Regions from separate parts of the Mus musculus genome. Here region 2 is linked to region 1. A link is a loop called in an ENCODE intact Hi-C map of the cell type or tissue named here. Cell type or tissue: heart. All regions are shown on one strand. Links, peaks and the distances in the headings refer to the core of each region. The heading gives the core; the rest is flanking DNA.

The links. Hi-C counts contacts between places; a loop is a spot of excess contacts. Peaks named below come from ENCODE experiments on the same cell type or tissue, not always from the same donor. Only the 100,000 strongest peaks of a DNase experiment are listed, where the experiment ranks them.
Region 2: a loop joins it to region 1, with 6 times the contacts of the local background. A loop is called at or near these places in 32 of 42 quality-filtered maps.

Annotation. Positions count from the first base shown.
Region 1 is chr2:75,964,096-75,967,011 of GRCm38, forward strand. No RefSeq gene overlaps it. Among named protein-coding and RNA genes, the nearest start is that of Ttc30a2, 13 kb to the right of the region's middle. In heart, for the core only: CTCF peaks have their summits at 551 and 1,156; DNase peaks (open chromatin) are centred at 596 and 1,046; H3K4me3 peaks cover 825 bases; H3K27ac peaks cover 950 bases.
Region 2 is chr2:75,601,705-75,604,620 of GRCm38, forward strand. The region is part of intron 2 of Gm50595; the gene reads right to left. Among named protein-coding and RNA genes, the nearest start is that of Gm39853, 10 kb to the right of the region's middle. In heart, for the core only: a CTCF peak has its summit at 1,631 (motif pointing left); no DNase peak of the experiment used is centred there; H3K4me3 peaks cover 725 bases; H3K27ac peaks cover 509 bases.

The sequences.
Region 1 (2,916 bases), core at 89-2,588:
TCCTTCTTCCTATTCTCTTGAATTATGTTTACTGGCCACTGTTACTTTGTGTGCTTACATGGTGGGTGGGAGTGAGGAAGATAACTTTTGGAAGTTAGTGCTCTCCTACTTTGGGTATGGGCCTTGAACGCAGGTCTCTAGGCTTGCATGGACAGCCGTTCCCTTGCTGAGCGACCTCACCAGCCCTACAGGGTGCATGACGTAATCAGCTCCCTCAAGTTCCTGCTGCTGTGAGTTCTCTGTCATGATAAAATGTAACCTCCAACCAGGAGCCAAAATAAACTCTTAAAGAAAAAAGAGAAAGAAAGAAAGAGAAAAGAAAAGAAAAGAAAAGAAAGAGAAGACAAACTCACATGTGTTCATTTTCACAGTCTCTGACTCCGCCTAGATTGTCCTTGTCATCGCAGTGTTCATGATGGAGCGATACATTTATGTTTTGCTACTGCTGAGCTGTAATCTGTTCCGAACTCATAAAGTGAAGGCAGAATAAAGCAAGAGGCCCTAGGACTGACCGCAAGGAGCCGGTGAAATCACCACCGTTTTCATGTGACGAGCGCCACACACTGGGCAGCGAGAGCTAATCTTTTGCTCTGCTTTTATTTCTGGGAAAGGGGACCCGTGGCATGGAGATGACCTCTCGAAAGTTGTGCGCGGCTCCCAGGGCATAGTAACCAGGCTGCCAGTGCCATTTCCACCCAGACAAGCACATTCCCATCTTCATGTTAGTAACATGACAGAGTTTTCAGATTTCCCGTTCATTTGTGGAAGGTGGGAGCTGGAACCCATGCTCTTTAAGATCCAGCTTTCCAAATTCGAGCACAGGATGCATGCAGATGGGTGCTGCCTAGTCAGCCCACAGCTGCCACATAGATTTAAAAAAAAAAGTGTTGCGCATCGGACTTTTGCTGTTTTATCCAGACATTTACCATAGCCAACCAGAGCACTGAGAAAGCTGAATGCTGAATTTCACACTCACTTGTGACTACCCCGCCCTCTGTCAGACTGACTCTGCAGCTTGCTACTGCATTCATTTCAAAGCTACTCAGAGAGAGGACGGCTAGGGCATCTGCCAAACAAGCAGATGATTCTGTTCCCTCTAGCAAAGGTTCTTTCAAGCCTTTCCCATGAGTTTTGAAGCCTTGAGGCCCCCTCTACTGGTGGAACTTGTAATCCATCAAATAGTTCGATTTGGTGAGCTGGGTAAAGAGGACTCCCAACCCTCAAACCAAATCAAACCAAACTAAACCAAAAAACAAACCACTCACATCAGATCAGCAAAGACTAGAATCGTAACAAAATGTGAACATTTCCCCTCCCACCCCCCACCAACTTTCAAGTTTGTAGACGAGAAATAGAAGTCTAGAAGGTTTCAAACCATTCTCTCATAAATCTGGTGGGGGACACTCAAGGACATTCGGCGGTTGCTGGCTGGCAAAGTGTGGAGTTATTTCTCTGGAGACAGAAGTCCTTGACACTTGCAAGAAATTCTGTGTTCTGTTCACCTAAACCAAGGATTCCTAAACTCTAACCACTCAGGCATCTCTGAGGTGCTCTTGTCAAAGCCAAGGGCAGCATGTGTTACGACTTACGAATTCTCTTCCACAAAGCCACCAATGAGATTCCCTCGGTGTTACTGTGTGTATCACACTTTAGATAGAGCTGAGGCAAGAGACCTCACGCTTGTGTTTATGGCTACAACAGTCATTATTACATCCTTTCTTTTATTCTTAGTGTTGTTGTTGTTGATGATGATGATGGGGCGTGTGCGAGCACATCTATGTGCATGTGTGTGCGACTGTGTATACAGCTTTCCAGAGTCAGCTTACTACTTCCACTGTGGGCCCTGTGTGTTGAACTCAGGCTGTCAGGGTGCTTTTGCCCCACTGAGCCATCTCACGGCCCACACCCTTAAAGGGGCAGCTGTCTCTTGTTTGTGTACCTGCAATTTCTGGTGTTCTTCTCTCTTTTCTACAAGTCACTCTTCATTCTATCCCCACATCCCTTTGCTTTAATCTTCATATTTTCTTTACACCCATGTGCTCAGGAAAACTCTCCCTGGGCACTATGTCTCAGTTTAGACTCAGCTCTGGGAAACCGCATTGAAGTCAAGGCACATTGGATGAATAAAAAGTCCTCTGTATTCCCGTCTTTCTCTGGAACTTGAAGTGAGAGTTTTTGTTTTTGTTGTTTTGTTTTGTTTTTGTTTTCCAATTTCACCCTTAGAGTCTGCTTTCTCTGAGGAATTGACACGTGAAAATGAAAGCTTAAAAAAAAAAACAAAAAAACAAAATCAATCCAAATGTTTAATTCATTATCCCTTGAGGAGCAGGGTAGAGGTGCCCTGATGGCAGCCATACCTGTGGGAGATGTGGTGATGAGAGAAAAGCTGTGTTTATGAAGTCTTTTTTCATGTTCAACATTCCTGGGAAACTAACACAAACTTCATTTCTCCAGTAATAAAGGTGACCATTGTTCTTCTCCTGCTGGGTGCATACACTCAGTTTTCAGTTAGTTCTGACCTGCAGCAGGTTACCACTGTGAAACCCCAGCTATTAACAGCTGAGTATGTGTTTAAAGCTGCCCCACAGAAGGCTGGTGTGGAAACCTCTCATCGTGATGTGTGCTCCCTGCTTCACCCATTGTGTCGTTTCTGTGGACTCTCAGTGAGTCCTTGGGGTTCCCTTGTAAAAATTAAGAGAACAAAACAAAGCAAAAATATTTTATGGTCATAAGAGCTCAGAAATATTTGCTTTAAACGTAAATTTTATAATAATGAGCCCAGTACATAAGTTATAAGCTCTTCTTGCAAAGACATGGATTCCACGGATTGAATTTTCATTTGGTAATATTTGCATAGTACTTTAGAACATAACACAATGATGTAGACATGGATTAAAAACTCAGCTGCAGCTCTGT
Region 2 (2,916 bases), core at 201-2,700, 360 kb before region 1:
AAGAGCACTGACTGCTCTTCCGAAGGTCCTGAGTTCAAATCCCACAACCACAGGGTGGCTCACAACCATCCGTAATGAGAGCTGACACCCTCTTCTGGAGTGTCTGAAGACAGCTCTAGTGTACTTACATATAATAAATAAATAAATCTTAAAAAAAAAAAAAAAGAGAGTACACTGTAGCTGTCTTCAGACACCCCAGAAGAGGGCACCATATCACATTACAGATGGCTGTGAGCCACCATGTGGTTGCTGGGAATTGAACTCAGGACCTCTGGAAGAGCAGTCAGTGATCTTACCAGCAGAGCTATCTCTCCAGCCCTACTCTTAATGTCTAATTGTGTTTTTAGAGCCAACCAATACTCAACACCCTTGCCAATGTAGAGCTGATGCTTGGTTTTGGGCTGTTTCTAATGAAACCCAAAAATCATTGCATAGAAATTGTGTAGATTTACAAAATAGTTCTTACCATAGTCGTGGATCACACAGTGAAGTGACTGTTGTACGGCTGCAAGCTGAGTCTTCAGTTTAAACCCTAAGCATCACTCCAGAGTTCCTGCCCCTCCAGGGGAGCCATCAGTGAGCCACAATATATAAAATGCCTGTCTGTGGACATCAAAATGGTTTACAAAGCAAAGAGTAGTTCAGACATCCTAAATTATCTTAAAGGAGGACAAAGCTACAGATCCATGGACCGGGAGCACAATATAAAAGCCCACCGGGCTTTAAATGTTCTCAACTGGAGCTGGAGAGATGGCTCAACAGTTAAGAGCACTGACCGCTCTTCCAAAGGTCCTGAGTTCAAATCCCAGTAACCACGTGGTGGCTCACAACTATCCATAATGAGATCTGATGCCCTCTTCTGGTGTGTCTGAAGACAGCTACAGTGTACTTACATATAATAAAACAAATCTTTTTTAAAAATGTTCTCAACTTTAAAATCTAAAACTGAAGTCTGACTCAGAAAACAGATTGCAGGACAGCCTCTCCTCACTTTCACCATCCCAAAAATGTCATCAAGTGATCCACTTGAATTTCTCTGTTGAGTGTGGGAGCTGAGGCTGGAGACACAGCCACTAAGAGCAATCACTACTCTCGCAGAGGACCAGGTTCAGTTTCTGACACCCAGGTGGTAGCTCACAAACATCCCTAACTCCAGTTTCAAGGTCCTGACCTCGGACACCAGACATGAACATAATAAAAACACATACATGCAGTCAAACGCTTATAAAATAAAAATCTAAAGAAAAAGAAAATATAAACTCGTTTTAAGCTGTGACTAGAGGTGACAGACAGCTACAAGATCGCATAAGGATTTTAGATGATTGCAATAAAGGCTCTCTTTTGCCTGTAGTACAAGACAAAAGAGAGAGATTCTTGCTGTCAAGTTCTTTCCTGTCACCCATTCACCCCCAACATCCTAGCACACCTCTAGTACTTAAATAAAAATGGACCCTATGTGACTTAAAACTGACGTTTAGTGAATGGTGATTGTCTGTGTTCTGCAATCTTTGTTACACATGTACACAGATTGTAAACATCTATGTTCTAATTGTAAGACCCCAACTATCATAATTATTCCAATCTAGTTTGAGAAACTGCAGGCCGTAAAACAGTATGCGCTCCCCCTGCTGTTCGTCTGAGAAACTTAACTAACATTTCCGGTTCCCCGGGCTGGATGCCCTGATTCCAATGATGGTTCGTAAACAAAGGCTAAAGAAAACAGAAATTAAAATCCCATAGCGTTAATAAAGTAGTGGGCAGACGAGGAAGAGGAGAAAGGAGGTTGCCAATGGCATGTCATGCGGGGAAGCACACTGCGTTCGCGGATGGTCTAGGTTAGCCCAGAATTAGGACGTTTCCCAGGTCGGCTATGGGGACATCGGCCTGGAGCTGTCACCTCTCTTGGCCTGAACCTGGCAGGGCGCACTGAGCAGAGGATTTGGAGAAACCGTAATGACATTGAACAGGAGGCTAGCTTAACATCTTGTCCAAGTGCCATCCCGAGCCTCCTCCGGATGGCTGTGTGGAGCGCTGTAGGCTAATGAGGGGGACCATCTGCAGCGCTTGGCTGGCATCTGCGCCCCCTCATCCTGCACCAATGCCTCCTAAAGGGATGCTCTACGGAGGGCTCCCAGCTCCCAACGCGGGGGGGGGGGGGGGGGAGAGCAGTGCAGCTTCGCAGTCGTGGCATCTGGAAGCCAAGCAAATATTTAACTCTGTTTCTGAATTTTAGTAGGCCTCACTGTCTGCAGACGAGCATGTCAGGGAGAAGGCGCAAGTCTGTTTATTTGTAAGTTTCTCTTTATGTCGTCACATTCAAGGCCTTGAATAAGAATGTTTATTTCTTTTATAAAAATTTTATAGACCATCTCACATGCAAGGATTGGAGCTGAGTGAACCGGTTATTTGCTGGCATCATTGTGTCAAACTCACAGACGGATCTCTAAAGAGGTTTTCTTTTTTAAATCAGAAAATTACTCAGACACATTTGCATCCTTTTAAATGTGTTCATTTGGAATATACAGTTAATTTCTGATCGCACGATTTCGGAAAGAAGAAATAACACTGCAATGATAAATCTTAAAATCTTTATGAGCAAATTTCAGATTATGATAGGATGCTATTTTGTAGCATTTGCTTGGCAGCATATGGGGAACTATATACGGATTATAGTAGGCATCAAAATATTTTAAAGCAACCACTAAACAGTCTTAAAGATATGCCTAATGATAAACTGAGCAGTTAAAATAAGGATGACACACTACAAAACTAATGTCAACTATCCTCCACTTTTATTTCAATTTATAATCTGTCATTAATACAGCCTTGTTAAAATCAATTATCTTTTTCCAAAAATACAATGATACTTCCTTTCAAGTATGATTTGAAACCGATTCAATTATGTAAGATTAGCTT